Regions from separate parts of the Mus musculus genome. Here region 1 is linked to region 2. A link is a loop called in an ENCODE intact Hi-C map of the cell type or tissue named here. Cell type or tissue: left cerebral cortex. All regions are shown on one strand. Each heading gives the region's core, and the rest is flanking DNA. Links, peaks and the distances in the headings are about the cores only.

Region 1 (12,585 bases), core at 2,698-10,697, 65 kb before region 2:
GACTGACTTACTGACTGACTGGACTCCAGTCCCAAATTCCAAGGAATGATGGCCTGAAATTATAAAATCACCCAGAAAATAAAAGACACTAATCCTTTCACTAACTGGACAGTCAGCTCATAAACTAGCCTGAAGCCACTCATGTCTATAGCTGCAAGGGCACCTGCATCACATTTATTTTGCTGGTTTGAATGAAAATCGGATTTTTTTGCTTTGTTTGTTGGTTGGTTGGTTTTTGTCTTTTGTTTTTTGGTTTTTTTTTTTTTAGTAGAGACCTAAATATATATATTACTGAGATGTTAAAAGTATGAATTTTTGGCAATTTTGTAACTTTCCATGCGATTTATACATACAAGTTTTGGGTTTTTGTTTTGTTTTGTTTTTTGGTTTTTTTGTTTTTAGTTTTTCAAGACACGGTTTCTCTATATAGCCCTGTCTGTCCTGGAACTCACTCTGTAGACCAGGCTGGCCTCGAACTCAGAAATCCGCCTGCCTCTGCCTCCGGAGTGCTGGGATTAAAAGCGTGCGCCACCATACCCGGCTAAGATTTTTTTTTTTTAAATCCTTATTTTCTCTTGAACAAAAAAATCCTTGAAGGATGGTTGTTCTTAACACAGTTAAGAGTGTTGCTAGGGTACCATATTTACCTTTTTTTTTTTTTAACTCATAGTTGGTTTTTCCCTTTGCTATTATTTTACATAGCGGGCACTTGTACAGCGAGAGATAGATATGTGCTTCATCTGTTTCTATGGGGACTTAGATGTTCTTTTATTGTGCCCGGAAAAGCTGGATGAATAGTGAGTTTAAAGCTCTCCTTTTCTAGCTCTGGAGATCTTGCAGACTAAGGTGTCAGAGATCCGCAGTTTTGAGAGTGTGTGCTACTGAGGCCCTCCTCAGAACCACATCAGGGAGCTCAGAGCTGCCTACCCAGTAACCAGACTTCCAGGATCCCCAAGTCTCTGGCCTCTCAGGGCCTTTATTGAGGGGTAGGGGTTCCTAGTGTTCTGGAACTCTGTGTCGTCGACCACACTAGTTTTGAACTCAGAGTTTTCCCCTGACTCTGCCTCCCAAATGCTGAGATGAAAGGTATTCACCCTCACCACTGTGCCTGACTGCATTTTATTTACAGAAAACGCACAGGTTAAACTCTGTGCCTTATGCAAATATTTCTAAAATGGCATTTCTTATTCTAAGGAGGTTGGTTGGTTGGTTGGTTTGGTTATAAGAAAAAAAGTGAGCCAGGCAGTGATGGTGCATGCCTCTAGCCTGAGACAAAGGCAGGGAGATCTCTGAGAGATCAGGGCCAGCCTGGGCTACAAAGCAAGTTCCAGCATAGCCAGGACTACACAAAGAAATGAGAGAATGAGAGAGAGAGAGAGAGAGAGAGAGAGAGAGAAGGAAGATGAAAATTATTTTTTGATTTGTTTCCCTGTGTGACACCCCTAATATAAAATTCTGGATTTTAGATTTAACTATATATGTAACATATAGTAAAGCCAAGTTGCTCTTGGGTTCTTTGTTGTTTCCCGCGTTTGTCTACTATTTGTGTAGTGAATTCGTGCTATGTGGCCACTCTCTTGTTCAGTGCTGGAAATTACATAAACAAAGGAGTTCCTAACTTTCTAAATTACAACATGGAAGGAAAATATGGCATCTACCCTGAGGGAACACTGTATGCTTGTAGTTTTAGCAAACCCTTCTCCCACTTTTCTTTAGTAGGACAATAACATCTGGTGGCTACGGCCTGTAATCCCAGCATCACAACGAGGCTGAGGCAGGAGGATTGCCAGGTCAGGGCCAGCCTGAGCTAGAGAATAAAACCTTCTCTTAGAAAAATGCTTACTACGTAGACCAGGCTTGCCTTGAACTCATAGAAATCTATCTGCTTCTCTGTCCCCAGTGCTGGCATTAAAGACATTTGCGTTACGCCCACCTTACCTGTGTGCAGATGCCCTCTAAGGCCAGAAGGATGCCCCTGGAGGAGCGAAGTGTAGGAAGTCAGTCATGAGCCAACCCCTTGGTGGTGCTGGAAACCAAAGGATCTCAGAGGAAAAACAGAAAGATAGTACTCACTTAGCATAGCTATTTCTCTAGCCCTCTTAAGCTACCCAGTGCGCCTAACTGTCTCAGGTACTTAGTGGCTTTAGTTCTTTTTGTTATTAATTCCCTAGTGCTAGAAATTTGGTCTTTCAAAAAAATATTCACTAATGATTGGGGTTCTTAGCTTCTCAGACCTCTCCATTGTACTGTTAGGTGATTTTAGCAGACAATATATTTGATACGGTTTTGTCAGTCTTTGGGTATCATTTCCATCCCTGTCACTGACACACTGTAGTACGTGCATGGCTCCTTTTGTCCTCTCTGGGCTGATAAAACAGAAGCAGGTGCTGTGCCTCCAGAAGGCCTGCAAGCACTATCCCTGAGCAGCAGGGAAAGTCGGCTGTCTGGCTCGTTCTGTATAATCTGCATTCATTCATGTGCCGTTTCCATTTATATATTTGTCAATTTCCCATATGTGTTGTGTCTTATGATGTATTTTTTTTATAACACTAGTAGTTCAGGACAGAGAGGGAGGGGCTACACACTGCATATGACTGAGCACAAAAGCTGAAAATTCTTCTATTCTTGGAGGGTTTCATGATCAAAAGGATTTGGAGAAGACGGAAATCTAAATTAGTCGTGTCTTAAAGACAATGGACTATTGTGAGGTTCTTCAAACCCTAATTAGTGTTCTTGAAAAGTTGCTGCAAAGCTGTGTTGAATAGCAACAAGTTACTTCCTAAGGCATAATCAAGGGCTTTTCCCCTCTTTGAATAATGGGCTGGGCCTGGTAGTCCAGGTTATGAGAAACTGAAGACAGAAGCAACAAAAAGGCTGGAGGATTAGAATACTTCTGGGGGGGTCATGACTCTTATATACCAAGGTATCCTGTGTGTATAAATTAATAACTCTAAACAGCTTTAATTTGCAAAGTATAGTACATTAAATGATTGTTTTAAGTGGAACAATGTCTGCTTTCTAAACCAGCCACATGCATTTATTTACTTTGTATGAACGGGTGTTCTGTCTGTATGCCTGTGCACCATGTGGGTGCCTGGTTCCTGTGGAAGCCAGAAGAGGTCATCCTGTCCTCAGGGACTGACATAAGAGATGATTGTTAACTGCCACATGAGTACTGAGAATTGAACCTGGGTCCTCTGAAGATCAGTCAAGGCTTTTAACCACTGGGCCACCTCTCCAATGTCTCCCTTCCTGTTTCTTCAATTTAATCCAAGAGCCCTTTCTAAAAGCTAGTTTTTGCAGTTGTTGGTTTTAAAGTAAAGTAAAACTAAATATTTTTGTTATGAAAATGGTACTGATGTTTTAAATGAATGCTGTCTGTACTCCGTAATTTCTGTGATATCTATCAGTCAAAATTATAATTGCAAACATGTCATTAGAAGGGTGTGTCAATATTACGTTTATCAGTACATGTGATGGATTGGACTCTTCCAGGGGACAAAATCCCAAAAGGCAGCCCTGTAGGACCCCAGCAGAGTATGTAGACTGTCATTTTCATAGTCTCCTTTCCTTAAGTATCCTCAATTCATAGTAATTAATGATAAATTAATGGGGTTCCATTTACAATTTTAGATGATAGATACCTAACACTTTTTTTTGCTGTGTCTTTCTCTAACTGTGATATAGAGAAAGTATTTGAACGACCCTTTCGCAGAGGTTGCATATCAGATATCCTGCATGTCAGATATTTACATTACGATTCATAACAGTAGCAAAACTACAGTTATGAACTAGCAATGAAAATAGATTTTATGGTTAGAGGTCACCACAACAGGAGGAACTGTGTTATAGGGTGGCAGCATTAGGGAGGGTGAGAAGCCCTGAGGTAGATTATCACACTATAGCATGGTGATAATTTAGTGACGGCTAAGGGTGGAAGGGTGGGGGCTGGAGAGATGGCACAATGGTTAAGAGGACTGACTGCTCTTCTAGAGGTCCTGAGGTCAGTTCCCAGCAACCAGATGGTGGCTCACAACCATCTGTAATGGGATCCAATGCCCTCTTCTGGTGTGTCTGAGTCAGCTACAGTGTACTCCGTTTTAACAAAAGCAGTAGAAGGTTGGGTTGTCTAGCGATCCCACCCCTGAAGGTCTTTATCTATGTGCTGGCCTCATCCCTGCTCCCTCCCTCCATCTTGTCTATTCCCCCTCCATTTCTCCTCAACAAAAAGAAAATCTCCTTAAAAGAAATTATAGCCATTTAGTTGTCCCTTCCCTGTTTCATGAGAGCAGGTCCTGTGTGGGCTAGCAGGTCCTGTGTGGGCTACCGTTAGCATTCAGTGAACGCTTGGCATGACTTTGAATCGCTGATTCTTCCGCCTCCACTAACTCCTGGAAATTACATGGATGCACCCATAGCTAAGCTAGCACTATAATTTGGTTTCAGTAGAATTTATTAGGTCATGGTTTTCTAAACTGTTGGAATTGTTGATTCATTTGCCCCCCCCCCCCCCCAAATAAAGATTTCCTTGTCTTAGTACTGACCTGTGTTGCTGGCACTGTATCTTAACTGATGAGGTGACATCATCACCAAAGCGTTTACTAAGCTGATTGTAAGGATACATGTCTAAGCTGCTTAGAAATGAGCTTTGGGGGAGGAGGGGTGTCTAAGAAAGATGCTCTAATGGAGGCCAGAGAGGAAGTGAGGTGTCGTCTACCTCATCTTACCCTGAGCCAGAGGCTCGAGTTTCTCAATGGCTCGGCTAGATTCAGCATGCCACAGCAATCCAGTCTCCCACACACATAGCCTGGGAGCTGGGGTGACAGGCTTATTCTGGACACAGATCCATGCTAAGATCTGAATTCTTGGCCTCATGATTCTACAGAAAATGCAGATACCTCTCCAGAACCGCCTCCACACCCAGAGTTTTGGGGGGTTTTTTTGGTTTTGTTTTTTTTTTTTTAAACATGACATTCCGTATGGTAACTTGGCAACCTTGCTTTCTGACTGCAGCCGACGTTCTGAGCGAAGAGGCGATACTGAAGTGGTATAAAGAAGCACACGCCGCCAAAGGCAAGAGCGTCTTTCTTGACCAGATGAAGAAATTTGTGGAGTGGTTACAAAATGCAGAAGAAGGTAACTTCATGTAACAGCCCTCATGGTCACTAGTCAAATGCTTATTGCTTTATTCTAGGTTTTCTCTCAATCCCCCCCTTCCTCCCTCCCTCCCCCCTTCCTCCCTCCCTCCCCCCCTTCCTCCCTCCCTCCCTCTCTCTGTTCTTAAAATTCTCACTGTGTCTTCATATGCTTCATAGTCTGCCCACATCTCAGTGTTCATTTCTGAAAGCAAGGTAATAACATTTTCAAAAGAAAACTAAAAACAAACTCGGATCATCCACTTGGCCACACAGGCTGGGGTTGGAGGGGGTTTCAGCACCTTTGCCAGGTGCGTCTTGCTGGAGATCGAAGCACAGAATGAAAGGCAGGTCTTTGATGACCCAGCTGATCAAAGGCCATATATACTGTTTAATGATGTACAAGGCCTTACTGCATTGTTAGAAAGCTGGAGTTCACTGGGAAGCAAAAGGTAGGGAGGGTTTTCGATCTGTTCTCATGTGTAACTGTTTTGCCTAACTAATACATGATAAAAGTATCCCATAGCATTGGGCTGTTACCCATAACATATCCCATAGCATTGGGCTGTTACCCATAACATATCCCATAGCATTGGGCTGCTCATTAGAAGTCCACCCATAATCTGACAATGCCTCATTTGTCTTTCTTTTCTCTTAGAATCTGAATCAGAAGGCGAAGAAAGCTAAATGTCTCCAGCACACTGCCTAAAAAAGAAAAAAAAAATTAAAACGCCACACTTTTCGGTTGGGAATGCTGAAGCGTTTGGGGAGGGAAACTTGGCTTCTGTTTGCACCAAGGAAATAAATGATAGGCGAGGCCTCCCCCGCTCCCCGGGGAAGGCATTTTTTTCATTTCTGTTTTGTTTCAATGGAGCCCTGAGGCGTCGGCTACTACACTTGGGACTCTACCTCTCACTGTACGCTAACTAAAGCCATTCAACAAGGGGGTCAGGTAGGAACCTGAAGCTCAAAACTCAGTACACCCCTTTTTTTAGCTGTATTTTCAGGTACTGTGTGAACGCCCCACTGGTGTCTATGTTACAGGGCCACTTCAATAGTTGTGTTTCTTCTGCTCGTGTATGTGATTTGACAAACCAGTTTTTTTAAAATAAACGGCTTTTTAAAAATCCTTGTGTATATGGTCAGAGCGTGTTTTATTTATTAGCATAGTGTGTTGTGGGGTCTGGGAGAACAGGCCTGGGCATGGCGGTCAGAGGGTTCCCATTCTCTTCTCCAGTACTTTTACCTGCTAAGCCATCTCATGGGCCCCCAGAGGTTGGTTGGTTTGTTTAACATTACTTCTTATAAAGGTGTCATCATTTTTTTCCCTATCCAAACATTAAACGGTTACATTTTTTTGGTACAAATTTCAAATCTGTCCCAAAATATACTCACATTAAATAAAATACGCATTTCAGTAAGATCTACTACAGTAAGTGACTGCATTCTGGGAAGTGTCACATTTAGGTTCGGTCAGCGTTCCTGGAAGAAGCTAAGAGAGTGTGCATCCCATCACTGTTTATAGCGGGTTTCTTATTGCCAATCCGCCAGTCACATGGAACAAGTCATTACATCACCTGTGCAGGACACCGATTGTTGGGGGAAAGGAAGCAAGCGCTATCTCCTCAGGGGTGAGTTCGTTACAACTTCGGAGGGATTCCACCAGACAGCCTAGATAGGAGTTTCAGTAAACACGTTAAGGGAAGCAGACACCTCTCTCGAGACCCAGACACACGTTCTTGCTGTATAATGTTCGCCACCTACAGTGGGCAGTCAGGAGGATCTTCTTCAGGACAGCACGGTCGCAGGACTAGGACAATCCCAAGGGGCTGACGGGAAGTATGAGGATGGGGAGGAGGGCTACCTCGAGCTGTTTCACATCAGAGACAACTGTGACAAAGTCCTCAGACCTGCGAGCTCTCCTCTTATCATCTGGCATAGCGTCTGATGTATTCATCCACTTTGTCCCGAAAATCCTCCTTGTCCTGCAAATGATGTTCTGCAGCTTCAATATTCAGTGGATCATAAAAATTCAAAAGATCGGTAAATAAAGAGTTTAACCCCCAAACGACATCCTTTAATGTTCGAGTGGGAGCCCAGCCAGTGCCATCAGCGGAATGTTCTCTTAGTAAACTTAGACATATTTCCCCCGTTTCTGTGATGTTGGGGTGCCAGATTTTAGTCAAGCATTTCACCTTGGGAGGCACCATGTTGTAGGCATCAGGAACTTCAATTTCAAACTGAAAATTTCCACCCTGGTAGTAACCCTCATCTGGGCTTACAGTCAGCTGAAAGCAATGAAGCTTGTTTGGATCAGGAAAATGTACTTTACAGGTCCAAGGTAAATTAGCTTCAAGTTCTGCAACCTCTGTAACAAGCAACTTATCTCTCATGGAAAACCTCCGAGTAGAGTCAGATGTGGACACTGATGTCTGGGATCCTTTGAGATCTTCATCCCACTTCAACTTGCTTGCCAGCGTTAGCATTACTGCCACCTTTCTGAGCACCACGAATCAGGAGAGGTGAGCCGGCACCCAAAACCGTGCCCGGCGAGCAGCGGCACCGAGTTGCGCAGCCCTTCAGAGCCGCACTGGCTCTCGGCGGCGGAACCGGAAGTCTGCATTTCTTATCTATTAAAAACTACTGTGGCTGAGCATGGTCACTCAAACCTATAATCCCAGTATTACAAGGGCTCAGGTGGGAGGATTGCAGCAACATTGAGGCTGGTTTGGGCTACATAATGAGCTTCAGGCTAGCTTCGAGTTAAGTGTAAGACTCTACTTCATTCAACAAATTTAGTTGAGGGAAAAACAACTTTACTCCATTCTTTTATCTTCATGATAAAATAGAAATAACCTCAATATGTGTGTTTACTGCCGGGAACGCCTCGAAGTTACTAACAGCTGTTAAAGAAGTAAACTTACAGTTCTGTTCTGCCTCTGTTTTCCTTGCATAAGCTCCTGGGAGCTTAGAGACGTGTACATGCTAAAGGATCTATTTCTATTTGTATATATTGAGGTGATTTTCATTCTACGCCCCCTCCCTCCAGAGTCCTGTTCTCAGTGGTAGCATTGAAATGCTTCTGACCATTTGGGAAAGTCTGCAGTCTTTACTCTTGAAAACCAGGAGTTCTCTTGCTGTCGAGGCCATGGGAAGGTTGGAGCCGGCTAATGTATTCCACAGACAATTGAAACCAAATGAAATGAGAATGTGTGGCTAATCCTCCCCGACGCCAGGATAAGAAAAGTTGTATAACTGTTGAATAAAGTCAGTTTGTTCACTGATGCTTCAATCACATCACCTAGAAGAACCTAGATCCAAGGGGATGAAAATATATATGTATGCTATAGATCTCATAATTTATTAAGTGGGTTTCCAAATGGTAGCCAGGGCCAAATCACACTTGAGATGTCAAGAAGCCAGTATTCACCTGTGAGGCTGGGTCGTCAACAACTGGAGTCGTTCCAGAGCAGCTGTCTGTCACTGAGGGGTGACAGCAAGTAGTCATTTAGTCTACAAGGTGGATCCAGAATTCCCTGGAGAAATGCCAGCTCTGTCAACAAAGGAATCGGCAGCGGGGTTGGCACAAATCCACTCAGCAGCCTTTTCGAGTCTGAGCTCCTACCAGAAGGTGCCACCCACAATCCGGACAGGGCTTCTCATATCAATCAAGACCAGTCTTCAAATGGGGCTCCCTACTCAGGTGATTTGTCACCACCATTAATAACAGCCTTGGAGATGATACTATTCTCAATGTGATATTCCGAGAGGGAGGGGGAGAGTTGTGTGTGTGTATGGGAGTTTCACCTGCATGTTATCACATGTAGGCAGTACCCATGGAGGGCACAGGTGTTAGATGTCCTGCAACTGGAATCATAGACAGCTTTGAGCCATTTGTAGGTGCTTGTAGTTGAAGCCCAGTCAGTCTGCTGCAAGAGGAACCAATGCTTTTAACTGATAAGTCATCTCAGCTGCTGTGATATTCTTTTTTAACTACATTTACTTAGTGTGTGCCTGTGGATACATGCCTGTGCTGCTCAGATAGAGGTCAGAGGAAAACAGCAGTCAGGCCTCTCCTTTCACCAATGTGGGTCCCAGGGATTGAATTAGGCCACAGGCTTGGTGGCAGGTGTACCCACTGAGCCATCTTGCCCTAGAATCTGATATTTTTAGATTGTCCTTTGGGGGGGGGGGGGGGGGAAATAGCCAGGAAGAAAGTGTTTTTTTCCAGAGCATCAGTTTGCATAAGTCTATTACCTAGCTTCCTTCCCACCTACGTGAAAAAGAGAACTTAAATGATCATCGCATCATAGAGCCTGTATTAATGTGTTTGTTTTAATAGAAAATGTTTTCATTTCAAAACAACATAGTGGCACATGCTACTCTCAGCATTCAAAAGCTGTAGGCAGAAGAATTGTGAATTTGAGGCCAGCCTGGGCTACATGAGAAGAAAGGGCAATAATAATAATAATAATAATAAATTTGGTCAACATATTTGACAAGTGTTAACTGCTAGTTAGGATTCGTAGCAGGCATGCTTCATAAACAGTAAATTAAAATTGTTTCTCCAATACACGGATTTTAAAAACATTTTGGATATAGCAAAGATAAAATATTACATATTATACTCAATTTACCACATAATAATTTATGTTGACTTTGATACATTGCATATAAGATGTTTCACATTTAATTTTGTGTCAGTATTTTAAAAAGTTTTCCTTTCATGTTAGGGTAATATGAGTAAAACTTTGAGGGCCACTAAAGTGCAGTACATTTGACTCTCCCTTTCAAAAGCAGTAAAAAAACAGAAAACGGGCAGTTTTCTGAGGTCTTCGAGTTGATGAGCAATGGCCAAGATGGTACTTCATCTCCCATCTGTATCATCTCACATCTATTGCTGCTTTGTTTGTTTTTTCTTTTTTACAATTTATTTAATCCTTTACTTAATGTGCATTGGTGTTTTGCCTGCATTCATGTTTGTAAAGGCATCGGATCCTCTGGAACAGGAGTTACAGGCTGTTCTAAGCTGCCACGTGGATGCTAGGAATTGAACCCGGATCCTCTGTAAGAGCAACCAGTGCTCTTAATTGCTAAGCCATCTCATCAGCTCCAGATTCTTTTTTGTTTTTCATTTGTTTGTTTGGTTTTAATCCTGAAAATAACTTCATACAGTTCAAGCAAAAGTTAAAGAAAAAAAATCCTGAGTTCACTTGATGTGGGCTACTCTTGGCATGAACAAAGCCCCTACCACAAAAGATAAATAAGAACACGCAGCACTTCTATTTAAGAAACCTTTACTAGCCTGTAACAAATATGGAAAGTCAGTTAACTTTCCCAAAGCTGATGGTGATTTCGAAGTACTTAAGCATGGAAACACATAGTCCATAGCAAGAATGTAATGAATCTTTAAACTAAAGTTATGTCGTCCTCAGAAACAAGCTTCCAGGGTCTTTTGCCATGTCGTTTTTTTGAGACAGGGTCACACATAGCTTCCAATTGGTCTCTACTCTCTATATGTGAGTCTGACCTTGAACTTCTGTTTGTCCTACCTTCACCTCCAAGTACTGGGATTACACTCACCACAGTGCAGGATTTGTGGAGTCATGGGGATTAAACCTAGAACTCTCTGCATCCTAGGCAAATGCTTTACCAACTGAACTACATCCAACTCTATTCCTCTTTTAAAGTAGAATTTGAAGTAATTATAAAAGTGGTTAACGTAATTAGCATAATAAATGATCCCAGTAATTAACTTTAAGTACACACTTATGATTTCATCCGTTTTTTTTCTTTTGGTTTTTATCTGGGAGTGGGTTTGCCCCTAGCTTAGGCCCTCCTATAGCTACAGTCACAGTTGGCTGGGGCTGCCATCCTCTGGAGGCCATAGGAGCTGCTTCCAAGCTAACTATTTTAGATGCCTCGGCTCCCCCTCCTCTTATCCAGAGCCTCCCTTTGAGCTACCTGAATGCCCTCACAGCATAAGCTGGCTTCCTGCATCTTTGACTAATCACTGGGGGTAGCCTAGGAAAGAAGACAATGTTTAATAACCTAATACTAGAAATGACAGTATCTGTTCTCTGTTCTTCAAGGCCAACCCTAGTGAATGTAAAATCCTATACAATACACCGGGGCATAAACAGCAGGATGTAGAGATGATGTAGAGTTATTTTTAAGACTAACTACGATAGTAAAATAGACAGGCACACAAAAAAGAACTTTTAGACATCAAAATCTTTACCCAATGTTCAATAAAAGCAGGGCTTGGGTGCAGCTTAGTTGTAGAACAGTGCCCTAGCTATATGTATATAAATATGTAATATTTATATATGGACATACAGATATAAGGTGATTAAAGAGTGAAAGCTTCATAGAGCTTTATAACTTTGGCATCTTTTCTCCACTGGGAAACACCTGAATGATAAACACCATATCCATATACATACTGAAAAAAATGACAGTTAACAAAGATTCTGCAAATTAAAGGCGTTAACTCAACTGAACACCAAAGTGTGTGAAGGGGCGATGGACTGTTGTTCAGTGGTGAAGAGCACTTGCTCTTACAGAGGACCTGGTTTGCTTCCCGACACACATGAAGCAGCTCACAAATTTTTACTTCTTTATGCTTATTTGAATTTCTTTCTTAGAAAAGAAACAATATTTTTACGCTTTTAAAAATAGTATGTGTTTATCATGGAATACATTGAAAAGCCTTGGGGAGAAACATGTTCTAATAGTATAATAATAATAATAATAATAGTAATAGTAATAATAAGGTTGTTTTGTGTATTGTGGTTGCTTTTCGATGGGATCTTACTGTACAGCTGTCTGCCTTAGAACTTGCCATATAACCCACACAGAGCTTGAATTCACAGGTCAAGAATAGAGTCTGTGAGAATTCTGAGTGCTTGCAAGAAAACAGACCAGAGTCTTATGGCTTCAGTTTCTTTTAGAACATGGAATTCATTTCGGAATGTGTTTTCTTGCTCCTCCCAGGTGCAGCGGATAGGAGCGAGCTTACGTCAACTGTTGTTATTTATATGCCTCTGTGGAAATACCTGTGTCCTTGTAATTGTGTACTTTACCCAGGTGACTCTTTTTAGCCCTCAGACTATCAATTGTCTGATGCTGTAAAGGAAGTTAGCTAGAGTGTGAGAGTTTAGCCCAGTGGTTCCCAGCCTTTTATGCTTTGAGTCTTTAATACAGTTCCTCTTGGTGACACCAACCGTAAAATTATTTTCGTTGATACTTCATAACTGTAATTTTGCTAGTATGAATCATACTTATTTAAGGGTTTTCTGGTGGTCTTAGACAACCCCTCTGTAAGAGTGGTTCAAACCCCCCAAAGGAGTCATGACCCACAGGTGGAAAACAGCTGCTTTAGTACAACTCATTTATAGGTCTCATTCTCACAATAAACAGACCTATTTACCTCTGCCTTGTGAGTGCT
Region 2 (12,585 bases), core at 2,272-10,271:
TTAAACGTGATAATCCTATCTTATAGGGGCACTAAATATCTTTAGGTATTTATTTGTATTATTATTTTATTATATTATTAGGCATTAAATTATATAAATATATTTAGATGTAATTGAAACATTAATTGTGATTCTTTGGCAGGTTTCAATTATATGTTACAAATATCAGATGCATGCAAGCATATACATTGTTTTCAAATCATTTAAAAGACTTTAATTTATCTGGGGGTTTTGTTTTTCTTTTTTTTTTTTTTTTAAAGATTTACTTTTGTTTTTAGTTATATGTATGTGTAAGTATCTGACTTTACATTTGTGCAAATTCACATAGAGTTTATGGAGGCCAGAAATTTTTGGATCCCTGGGCCTGTGGTGAGCTGCTGATATGGGTGCTGGAAACTGTACATGTGTCCTCTGTGAGAGCAGTATTGAATTGACTGCTGAGCCATCTCTTCAGCCTCTTTGTAAAAACAGCTTTATTTATTTTTACTTTATATGTATGTGTGTTTTGCCTGCATGTGTATATGCATATCCACTTATGAAGTCCAAAAGAGTGTGTTGAGCCCTTGGGACGAGGGTTACAGACGGTTGTGAGCTCTTATGTGGGAACCAAACCTGGGTCCTCTGCAAGAGCAGCCGGTGCTCTTAACTGCTGAGCAGTCTCTCTAGTCCCTCCTTTTTTGGGTTTTAATCAGATAAGCTGATTAGTTCAATTAAGTTCAAGTTCATGCAATTTCACTGTTTACGGTAATAGATGCAGAATTTGTTTTGCATTAGAGGATTGAGTCTCCATTCCTTTAGGGAATATCCTTTACAAACGATGATGCGTATTTGCGTGTTGGTGCTGGTGTGTGCATGGGAGGGGCCTTGGGTGGTGTCTCGTGTGGACTGTTCAGGTGTGATGGACCTAGGGGTTCATTTGCTTGTTTATCTCTGTGCTGGCAATCTAACTCAGGGCCTTAAACACCCGGGCTTGCCCGGCCATGGAGCTCCCCGCTGCACGTGCACGAGGAGAGTCAGGAAGCTCTTGCCAGTGGCATTCGAGTGTACACCTCTTGGTCGCAAGCTTTCCCTTTTGCTCCGTGGAAGCCAAGTATAGGAAGGAATGTGGATGGTACTTGGTGGCTCATAGATGGATCCACAGAAACTATTTGAAAGATTAACGCAAATATTTTCACTGAAGTGCAGGGCTTGGGAGGCAGTAAGAGCTGAGGCTGTGTAAGGGAGAATGGTCTAATTTATAGGGGAAAGAAAAGTGGAAGGTATGAGGTGTTGCCCATATAAGAAAGTGCTGGTACCATTTGATAGTTTACTACCTAGGCGCTCCATGTGCACAGAAGATAACATGGTAGAGTTCCAGGAACTTAGCAGCTGAATTGTACAGATTTGTAATGGGCATAAGGTAGTTCCTATTGATGGAGGTTGCAAAGTGCATGGGCCTCTTTCTTAAGGACAGTGCTATTCACTGAGAGGTAAAGCTCAGAAGGCCTAAAGAGCTCCAAACTTGGGGGGATTCAGATGAAGGCTGACTCCATAGAATAGCAGACGTATGACTGTTTGCTCTGGGTTTTCTTAGGTGTCCTTTGTCAGCGAAATTTTGTGGGATCTGCTTTATTCTTCAAAATTAATGTGTTTGGAGGGTGCTATTTTTTCCTTTGGGGGAAAAAAAAATGTGTGTCCCTGTTGCTTGTCTGCCAGAACCTCCTGGAGCACAGACAAGTTGATTAGTTCAGTATTTGGTGTTTTCTTTAGCTGAGGACGGCCTCCAGCTCTAGCCTCTTCGTCGGAAGTCCTGGGATTCCAAGTGTGGACCACTGTGGACCACTACAGAAGTGCGTACCACTACAGCCCTGCTCCTGCTTTAGCCCACGTGTCTCTTCCCGATCTCTATTTTTAAATTAATATTTAAAATTACATTTATTTCTTGGGTATGGGCATTTGTGTCGTTATGCATGTGTGGAGGTCAGAGGACAACTTGTGGTTCTTGGTTCTCTCCGTCCAGTACGTGGCTCCCAGGGAGTGAAACCAGGTTGTCAGCTTGTCAGTCTTTACTCACTACACTCCCCTGGTCCTCTCCTTTCTTTTGCGTTGATGTATTTGGCTCCTTTTTCAAGTCTATGCCTATAAAATATGACTCCCCAATTTGCTTTTATTTATTTTTTTAAATCCCTTTAGTTAATTTTTATTTTGGAGCTGCCCTGGAACTCACAGTGTAGACCAGGCTCCAGAGCTCTGTCTGCCCCTGCCTCTAGAATGCTGGAATTAAAGGCGTGCACCAACCATGCCCTTCTTTAGATAATTTAAATGGCTCGCTCTGTTGCAATTGGTTCTTGGGAGCCCTAGTAATGTGTGTCTTTCTCTTAGATTTCCTCTTTCTAAGGTGTCTCGAGAATTAGCTTGGCATTTTAAAACCTGGGACTGGTTTCTTGTATATCTCTCACGAGTCATTTTAGTTTTCTTATCTGAGTCTCTCCCCCCCCCCCCCCCCCCCCCCCCCCCGCGCAACCCTCAGTCATTACAGTTGGTGGTCAGCTTTCATTTGAATTGCTTGGCCTGCAGATTCTGGGAGTGGGGATTCAGTGTCTAGAAGACTTGAGGTTTCTTTTTCTCAGATAGCTTTTGGGAACATTCAGAAAGCTCTGCAGTCTTCCACAGTACTTTACTGTGAGAAAAGAGCTTTCTGGAGTTCCCAGCTGTGCGTGGGGCTCAGTTCCACTTCCCAGTTCTGCTTGGGCTAAAACCGGCGTCTCCTTCAGACTGGGCTCTTGTGAGCCTCCTGCCTCAGTCAGCTGTACTCCAGCTTGGCCTGGACAGTGAGGCCTTTCTGTTCTCCTTGCTTTGGGGGGGGGGGCAGGGAGGGGAGGAGGGGGCCGTGGGATTTCCTGTAGTTTCTCTGAGTGTACTAAAACCTTCTTCATTTGTTTAAAACATACTTGAGCAGGAAGAACTGTTGCTTGGTTTTAATGAGTTGCTCAGTGCACTGGCATATGTTTATAATGTGTGAGTGGGCTCAAGTACCACTGTGGTAGGAGGACTTTTGAGAGTAGTTTTCTCCCTTCATCATGACTCCCTGGGGAGTCTAGGGACTAAACTCAGGCTTGAGCAGGTATGAGCTTTTAACTGCTGAGCCAACTCCTGCACCTGCCTTTACCTCTAAAAATGTTTTAGTTAATTTATTTTTCAAATGTTTTGCCTGCATGCGTGTCTGTATACCACATATGCATGCTAGGTGCTCCTAGAAGTGGGCATTGAAGATCTCCTGGAACTGGACTTACAGATGCTTGCCATCTGCCATGTGGATACTGGAGAATCAATCCTGGGTCCTCTGGAAGAGCAGCAATTGCTCTGAAAGAGGGAGTCATCTCTCCATCCCCCATGCCTTTCTTGTTTTTCAAAGGCGGTGTCTTATAATGTAGGTCTGCCTGTTAGCTTAATACTTGGTATGTAGTCCAGGTTGGTCTTGAACTCTTGGAAATCCTCCTGCCTCAGCCTCTAAATGGTCGTCATGCCCAGCTAGGAATAATTCATGATACTTCAGAGCCACCTGGGGTAAACCAAGTAAGGCCTGTCCTCAAAGAGGCTGTGTACTAACCTTGGACTCTAATGAGTCTGTAATCGGATTCAGTCTATTCCTGTTATTCTAACCAGACAAACTTTCAAAAGCATCGAATGTTTCCTGTTTTTAACAAAGTGCTACAAGTGTAATAATGACCTAAAACAATAGGTTGTACCTTGTACCAGAAGTCAGAAGTCTGCAGCAGGTCTCGGCTGTACTTGCTAGGGAAGGGAAGAGTGTTGCCTGGCATCTGCTCCTTGCGTTCCTTGGCATAGAACCTCTCCCTCCGCCTTCAGTGCTAGTAGCATGCCATTGCTAGACCTCTCAGGCTACATTCTGCTTCCCTCAGTGATGTCGTTTTCAGATCCTGACCCTCCTCTTTTTTTTTTTTTTAAAGATTTATTTATTATACATATAAGTACACTGTAGCTTAAGACATGCCAGAAGAGGGCGTCAGATCTCATTATGGGTGGTTGTTATCCACCATGTGGTTGCTGGGATTTGAACTCAGAACCTTTGGAAGAACAGTCAGTGCTCTTACCCACTGAGCCATCTCACCAGCCCGCTCCTCCTACCTCTTGCAAGGACTCTGAGACTATTTAAATCTTATTCACATAATTTAGAATCATCCTGTCTTGAGATTTGTAGTTTAATCCCAGCTTCAGAGTCCCCTTGGTCAATCTGATACACTCATCTTGTGGACAGCAAGTGGACAGGAGTCAACTCCTGTGGTCATAGGGGGTTGCTTGAGTCTGGGAGGGACACGGGAGTCAGAGACTCAAAAAAAGGAATGCACTTTCTTTAGTGAGCCTATATTTTCTTTGCATTCTTTGCCTTATTGTGTTTACCTACTTTTGTTCTGTTTTAATTGTATTTTACTGTGACATACTTTGTAAAAAAATCTCTTGACATAGTAATTATTTGTCCTCTTGTTAGCTTTCAATCTTTACTGACTTCAAAAGCAAAAGCCAGTAAACTATAGCCAACAAGCTAAATCCATCCCATCTTCTTTGTTACAGCATACTAGCTAAGAGTGGTTTCTCTCTCTCTCTCTCTAAATTGTTTGAATGGCTGCCTTAGTACAGATGCATGGTGTTTTATTTGTGAGTTCATTACAAAATGATATTTGTTTTAACAACCTCTTTCATTTTCGTGTGTGTATGTGTGTGTGTGTCCCAACACATGTATAGAGTTTAGAGAACAGTTTGCAGGATTGTAAGAGCTCTCTCTTTCTACTGTGTGGGTTCTTGGGATAGAATTGCCCAGCTTGGCAGCAGTCACCCTTACTTGCTGAGTCATCATCTTCTTGGCCTGGATTCACATTTTTAAATAGTAGAGAAAAAAAAAAATCAAAGGAAGGGACATACTTTGTGATACATGGAAATTGATGTAGAATTCACAGTGGGAAAAGAGGTGTTGATGGTTCCGGTGGCACATGCAATGTCATCTGCACTTGGGAAGCCAAGACAAGAGAATCCTGACTTTGAGGCTAGCCTGAGCTATCTTACCTTATCTCGGACACTCTGAAACCCTTCCAACAAAGATGAAGCCACCCCTAAACCAATAACAGACAAAGCAAAGCAAAGCAGAACAAACAAAATGTTAAACCTTCAGCCAAACGAAGCCAATAAGACAGAAAAAAACATGGGGCAGGTGTCAACACAGCTCTGGTCATTCCATCTGTACCGTGTGTCTCAGGCCTGTGTACAGTATTGGAATAGGTCGTGGCAGGGGCTGTGATGTACGCAACCAGGTTAAGTGACAAGAACAATTTCTGACTTCTGTCTTTAAGTCTTGAATTTACTATTTAAATGTAAAGTTTATTAACTTAATACTTTAAGAATATTTAACTTTTAACATTCCTGATGTTTAAGAATCCCATTAATGGCTGGGCATGGTGGCACACGCCTTTAATCCCAGCACTCGGAAGTGGGGGGGGGGTGGCAGAGGCAGGCGGATTTCTGAGTTCAAGGCCAGCCTGGTCTACAAAGTGAGTTCCAGGACAGCCAGGGCTACACAGAGAAACCCTGTCTTGGAAAACCAAAAAAAAAAAAAAAAGAATCCCATTAATGTAGGAAGGGTTTGGCATGATTTTGGACGAACGAACTCTTTAAAGCTGTGTATGTACTTACATGTATGCTACCCAGTGTGCGTGTGGAGACCAGAGGACCCCAGAAGGACTTTTTATGTTAAGGGAAATGCAGATTGAAGATCTTGTCTCATGACCTGAATTAGTAAATGCGCCTCTCTCATCCAGAATTTGATGTTAGCAGGTGGGTGGGATGTGTCATCTGTGTTACCATGGACACAGGGTGCCATGGTTCTCAGTTGTTTGGTTAGATACTGCTTTAAGGGTATTTTGAACTGTAGCCAGCATTTAGAATCAGTTGATTAAGCGAATCAGACTATCCTTCATAGTGTGGGTAGCGCTTTAAAATTTCTCTTGTCTGAGCTTCATTTTCTCATATGTGTGTGTGTATGTATGTGTGTGTGTATATATATATATATATATGTGTGTATATATATATGAGAAACCAACACAAAGTATGCATATATACATATATGCATATACATATATATATATATATATATATATATATATACATACATACATACATATGCATACTTTGTATTGGTTCTGTTTCTGGAGACCACTAATTGCTGCAGTTAGCTACTCTGATGTGTGTACTTGTGGAGCATCCTCTGTGCCTGTACCAAGATTACTGTGGTGATGCTAAGCCAGGCAGAGGTGAGGCCCTTCTTCACCCCCCCCCCCCCAGGCTCCTTTTATTGGTTGTGAAAGGGAATGTGACACATTTAGGTGTTACAGAGTCAGAAGTAAGCTCACCTGTGAAAGGGCAGAGTGCGTTTTCTCAGCTCACCACTGTTTGAACTTGTGAGGAGACTCTGAGGAGACAATGATGCAGAACTCACAAGGAGCAGCTGAGGAAGGGAGCGGTTTGTTTTGGTGTATGAGCTGCTGTGGTAATGTCACCTGAAACGAGCTCTGTGGTCCCACAGATGGCTTCTTTTTTTTTTTTTTTTTTTTTCCCCTCCCATGTTTTGGCTCTTTGACCAAGATTCAAAAAAGAAAATGCTTTGGGTAAAAATAGAAACAGATGCACAATATTTAGCAGTTTTGTTTATCTCTCTATATATGTAAATAAGTTTTTAAATCAGTGTATATTGCTTTGCACATAAACAGTGGTGCATTTGAGCAAGGGAAAAAATCACATAGTAATTTATATGTTTCTAAACAGAGGCCTGTCAGTAGTGTGATGCTAGAAAAATCTAGTTTTGAATTTTGTTTTTTTCCAAACTGGGCATTACACTACCTCATTACTCCTGGAGATGGTTGACCGCATGTGTACTGAAGGCACACAGAACTATTCTGCTCTATAAATCCTCTTCCACCCCTTTCTGAAACTGTATTAAGCTATCTATATCTTCTAGAGTTCATTATAATTCTTATGTGGTTTACCATTTATTTGTTTGTTTGTTTGTTTAAAGAATAATTATATCTTTGCGTTTTGTAAGCTCCGTCTTACACACAGGCGTACTAGCTCTTTAGGTAGTGTTTGATAAACTTATAAATACAGTGACTGGAATAGAACATGATTTCTCCTTGCTCAGCTGCCATTTCATTTCAAATAGCAACCTCTCCTTCCCTATTTTAATCTTGATGGCTTTAATGGTCTCTTGCACGTCTATGGTTTTACGTACTGGAAACAATTTTCAAATGTTCTCCAGGGCTCAGGCCCTGATAAGTTCCAAGGATACCTGGAGGTTCGAGCCTCGGAGAGCTTACATCCGAATTGCCTTTTGCTCCTGGAGAGGCGATAGGGCAACAGGTTGTAGTACAAGGAAAGAAACCATAGCTTCACATTTGAGGAACACAGCTTGTTAGGGGAGGGAGGACTGTCTCAGCCTTTTGGGGAGCGGGAGAACAGAGGGGGCTGCGGGCCGACTGGGTTATAAAGCAAAAGGTAATTTTCATATGAGCACATCAGAATGATAGACTGAGGTGTGCTGGTGCCTAGTTTTACATAATGCTGTTACTGGGCTAGCTTATGCTCCTTGTAGGCGTCAGAATCCAGATGACCTTTGAGACTGCATGGTTGCTTTCTGGATTATTGTTAATCTTTTTTTTTTTAAGCATAATTGGGGATGACTTTAAATTTATTACAACAGTACCATCAACTGAGCCTTGTGGGTTTCAGTCAGCTTTCTCTAACTGTGGGTTTCACATTCATGCATTTAATCAACAGGATCAAAAAATGGTTTCATTAGCCAAGTTTTTTTTTTCTTGTTATTATTCCCCTGACAATTTCTGGTAGCATTGCAAGGCAATGTCCAAGTCACCCAGAGATGGTCTGAAGCTTAAAGGAGGATATCATAAAGTATATACAAATACAACACCATTTGAATGTGGTGTGTGTAGCAGGTTCCACAGCTGACACCCTGGGGCCCCCAAGGGACTCTTGCCGTTGTAGGAAAGATGCTAAGATGTTAATACCTGAGCGGTGCGGGCGCTATAACGCTGAACCTCTCCCCATCTCTCCACAGCTGGTCAGCCTGCTGCTCATTGGGATTGCTGCCTGGGGCATCGGCTTTGGGCTGATCTCCAGTCTCCGAGTGGTGGGTGTGGTCATTGCTGTGGGCATCTTCCTGTTCCTGATTGCCTTGGTGGGGCTAATTGGAGCTGTAAAACACCACCAGGTGTTGCTATTTTTTGTATCCTTTTAAAAATCAGAATTTTTTTTTACTTCAATCAGATAAAGTTCTCATTATCAAGCATGTGATTATGTCTCAATGGTTGCTACTAATTTAATATCATCATTAGGTGATTCCTTGCCCAAAAGCAACTCCTAGAAACGCAATTTAGGAATATCTGTAAAGAAAATGTTTAGTTATCCTCAGCCCTTCCTTATCATACCCTAACCTAAAGTGTTCTACAAGTTGGGCACAGATCTAATTTTCTTTTGCAAATTCAGAGTTGAGTTGAACTTCTGCCATGACTTCTTCTAGACCTTCCTTACACATCAATCTTTGGTTGAGAATTCTACAGTGTATTCTCTAGACTTAGTTTTGAGAAAGCTTATACATTTGTCCCTATTTTTTATTTTGCAGATTTTAGAATTTATATTTCATTTTGGATGTGGGGTTTTCAAAATAAAATTATCTTTCTGTTTCCCCTCCCTCCCTCCCTCCCTCTCTCCCTCCCTCCCTTTCTCTCTTTCTCCCCCCCCCCCCCCCATTTTTTGTTGTTTTGCTTTGTTTTTGAGACACAGTCTTTGTAGACTAGGCTAATCCAAGCTTGGGCGGTTCTCCTGTCTCTGCTTCTTAGGCCATGGGGTTACAGGTGTCACCCACTGTGCCTGGTGTATGCAATTATTTATATTTTTCTAAATGAATTTATAGTTATAGTGTATTAACAAAATAATAATTAAGCGTATCACTTTGAACACTTGTTCTAGTTTATAGGTGAATTGCTTTGAGTGTACTTGAAAGTTGTGTCAACTCTGCTGCTTTATGCTCTTCCCGAGCATCTGCAATGTCCCTGGCAGAAGGTGAAGGCACTTGCTGCCAAGTTGGATGACCAGAGTTCACTCCCTACTACCTACATAGTGGTAAGAGAGAACTGACTCCTGCAAGATGTCCTGTGCATGAACACCGTGGCACGTATGTGCCCTAATGCACGCGCATACATACTCATGTGTGCATACCCCCAACCCCACACACATGCACACATACAGTGGATAAATAAGTGTTATAATAAAAAAGTCCTTAACTTGTAACTCTCAGTATATGATCATTCTCCTACTTGTATTTATTGTCCAGTTTTCAGTATCTTGTGCTTGTTTAGCTCTGAATCGGGAGCAGCAGGTGAGTAAAGGTTTTTGGTTTTTTGTTTTGTTATTGTTTGTTTGTTTTGTTTTTGAGATATAGGGTCTTATTGTGTAGCTCTGACTGTCCTAGAGCTCACTATGTAGACCAGATTGGTCTCAAACTCACTGAGACCCACCTGCCTTTGCCTGCTGAGTGCTGGTATCAAAGGCATGCACCGCTATGCCCAGCTAAGGGAAGCTTTTACTCGATTCTACTTTATTGTGATACCACATAGCATGACTATGAAAATGTTGGGAGAGAGGACTAGAGAATAAAACTATTTCTTTTTGTCAAGAATGCCAGTTTACTCCCTCTCACTGCTTAAGTGGCCGGTGGAAATGATTGCAGGCAAAGGTGACATCAGGTCTTGGTAATTTGTATCTGTAAATAAGACAGAACTCTCACTGGGTAAAATTTGCTGTTGTTGAAAGATGGTTCCTGCCTTTCCCCACTGCTGGGCAGTCGCCTGAGGGTCTGTGGTTTCCGTCCATCAACTACTCCTTTCAGAGTCTTAATTTATAAAGAAAATATGGGTTTCTGTCTAGGAACAACTGAAACTGTATTGTTTGTGCCTTTGAACCAAGTCTTGTTTTTAAATTGGTTGTAAAAACCAGGACCTTTTCATTTATAGGCTAGCCATAGTACCTTCTTTTTTTTTTCAGATCAAGGGATGAGCTTTTGAAAGAGTGTAACAGTTTTGAGGCTATTGATTTTCTATGCTCTGCTCCTAGCTGCAGGCTGGCCTCTGTATGTTACTTAGGGATTATGATACATTGTTACACAGGGATGATGATACATTGTTACACGGGGATGATACATTGTTGTAATTTCTTAGGGTCAGCTGCTGGAAGTCGGATGGAACAATACTGCAAGTGCTCGAAATGACATCCAGAGGAATTTGAACTGCTGTGGCTTCCGGAGCTATAACCCAAATGACACCTGTCCAGCTGTAAGTCCAGAAAGGTTTTCTTTAGTGTTTCACATACAGTTTAATAATGATTAACAGAAAAGTGGTCTTTCTGGTACTGAATTGTGTTTCAAAATTGTTTGACATAGGCCTCTGTTGTATTTCTCACATTTGTCACATTTGCTCATCTATGTCCGGAGAGATACATCGCATTTATTTATTTATTTATTTATTTATTTATTTAGTAAAAATACACTGTAAAACATTCAACCACCACACAGAGGCCTGTCGCTTGTGTAATTCTAGATTTTTGTCATGCTCATAGTTGACAGTAGCCATCACACCAGTCTCAGGAGGCTGAAATGAGGTGTCAGCAGAGACTGAAATTCACCCAAGGCTTGCTGTCCTCTGCCTGGCTCAATGGTTGTTTGTAGACCTTGACTCACTGTAGTTGTAGGATTACAAGCCCTGTTGGCTTAGTGGCATTCAGCTGGTGTCTCCGTGACCATTAGTTGTCACCAGTTAAGTAGTATTGCTGTGAAGAGACCCCATGACTAAGACAACTCTTACAAGAGAAAGTGTTTGATTGGGAGCCTGCTTACGGTATGAGAGGTTTTCCATTTTCACTGTGGAGGGGAGCAACCTAGCATACAGGCATGTCCTGGAAAAGTAGTTGAGAGCTACATTTGGATCTACAGGCAGATTGTGTGTGTGTGTGTGTGTGTGTGTGTGTGTGTGTGTGTGTGTGTGTGTTGGGGGGGGGGAGGGGCTGGAGAGAATGAACCGACCCTAGACTTAGCATGGACTTTTGAAACCTCAAAGCTCCATCCCCAGTGACATACTTACTCCAGCAAGACCATACCCACTAATTCTTGTAATCCTTTCAAACAGTTCCACTCCCTGGTAACCAGGCATTTAAATATATGAGCCTATGGGGTGCCATTCTTATTCAGATCACCACAGCTGGGTATCACTTACAATGCAAGCAAGTTACTGGAGAATCTGTGGTACTAGACCAAAATCTTACACAAGGCAATCTAGACATCTACCAATCCTATCCCAGGCTCTAGAAGGGGACAGACCGATGGGTCCTACAGAGCATCTACAGGACTTGACCATCTCAGAAACTTGCACACAATTTAAAATTTATACCCAAACTGGATGGAGCACTCTAGGCCTGAATTTCGACGGGTTGTGAACATACGCTGAAGTAACAAGTCTTTCCTTTTATCGATACAGAGCTGTGCTAAAAGTACCCAGAAGTGCTCCTCGTGCGCCCCCATAATCGGAGAGTATGCTGGAGAGGTTTTGAGGTTTGTTGGTGGCATTGGTCTCTTCTTCAGTTTTACAGAGGTATGTAGCTGGACTTTGGCTACTTTGTGGGTTTTTCTTTCTTCGATCCCCCCCACCTTTTTTTTTATTTTACCCTTCTAACCCTCCAATACTAGATAGGAGAGAAAGAAAAGAACAGAGGAGAAAGGGGGTGACTTTGGTTTCAGACTTGGGACAAGCAGCTGAGGTGCATTTTTTACATACCAATGTGAACCAGGCCTCCAGGTTCTCCCAGCATCCCTCGGGCCCTGTCATGGCTGATACCCCGCCCTCTATGATGAACTTTGCATCCCAGGGGCTAGGCTTCCCCCAGAAGCTCCTCCCTATATAATCCAGAACTTTTTTTGTCTCCCTCCCTCCTTTCTCCCCTCTCTCCTTCTCCCTTACCCTCTCCCTGACCTTCTCTCTCCCTCCCTCATTCCCCCCCTCTCCCTCTCTTTCCCTATCTCTGCCCTTTCTTTGTATCCTCCCATCTGTCTCCTTCTCTCTGGCGACTTCCAGGCCTTATTGTTTGGGACTGGTGAACCTGCCTGAGAACTTCCCCCCAATGAACCTGCCTTTATACTTTAATTCAGCTTGAATTGGCTCATTTCATCAGAGAAGAATACCTATCAGTGACATTATCATTAGACTATTTCCTGCTGATCAGGGCATCAAGTTCCTTGGGGCAAGTTTGATCTTTGCCCTCAGGATGTCTAACTTTTTCTTCTTATCGTTTCTTTGTGCACAGCTACGTAACAAACCACAACCACAGCAACCAACAACCCACACTGCCTCTGGGGCCCTAGCATTTATATCCCCTCTGTAAAGTCCCTAGAATTTCAGATGTCATATACTCGCAGAAACTGTCTGCCGCTGCAGAACCATGCTTCCCCTCCTAGAGCATGAGGTAAATCATAGCCAG

What was found. A loop is a pair of places that touch in the nucleus more often than their neighbours do. Peaks named below come from ENCODE experiments on the same cell type or tissue, not always from the same donor. Only the 100,000 strongest peaks of a DNase experiment are listed, where the experiment ranks them.
Region 1: a loop joins it to region 2, with 7 times the contacts of the local background. A loop is called at or near these places in 2 of 42 quality-filtered maps.

Annotation. Positions count from the first base shown.
Region 1 is chr12:36,085,518-36,098,102 of GRCm38, reverse strand. It overlaps Bzw2 (basic leucine zipper and W2 domains 2), which reads left to right. Exons shown (of 12, transcript NM_025840.3): 11 at 5,014-5,136; 12 at 5,794-6,268. The coding sequence ends at 5,822. It also overlaps the pseudogene Gm5434. Among named protein-coding and RNA genes, the nearest start is that of Tspan13, 49 kb to the right of the region's middle. In left cerebral cortex, for the core only: no CTCF peak of the experiment used is centred there; DNase peaks (open chromatin) are centred at 5,394, 5,924, 6,837, 8,138 and 1 more place; H3K27ac peaks cover 1,733 bases.
Region 2 is chr12:36,019,607-36,032,191 of GRCm38, reverse strand. Tspan13 (tetraspanin 13) reads left to right here. Exons shown (of 6, transcript NM_025359.3): 2 at 8,120-8,287; 3 at 9,359-9,439; 4 at 10,278-10,391; 5 at 11,589-11,702. Among named protein-coding and RNA genes, the nearest start is that of Tspan13, 17 kb to the left of the region's middle. In left cerebral cortex, for the core only: no CTCF peak of the experiment used is centred there; DNase peaks (open chromatin) are centred at 2,719, 2,972, 4,837 and 5,825; H3K27ac peaks cover 1,902 bases.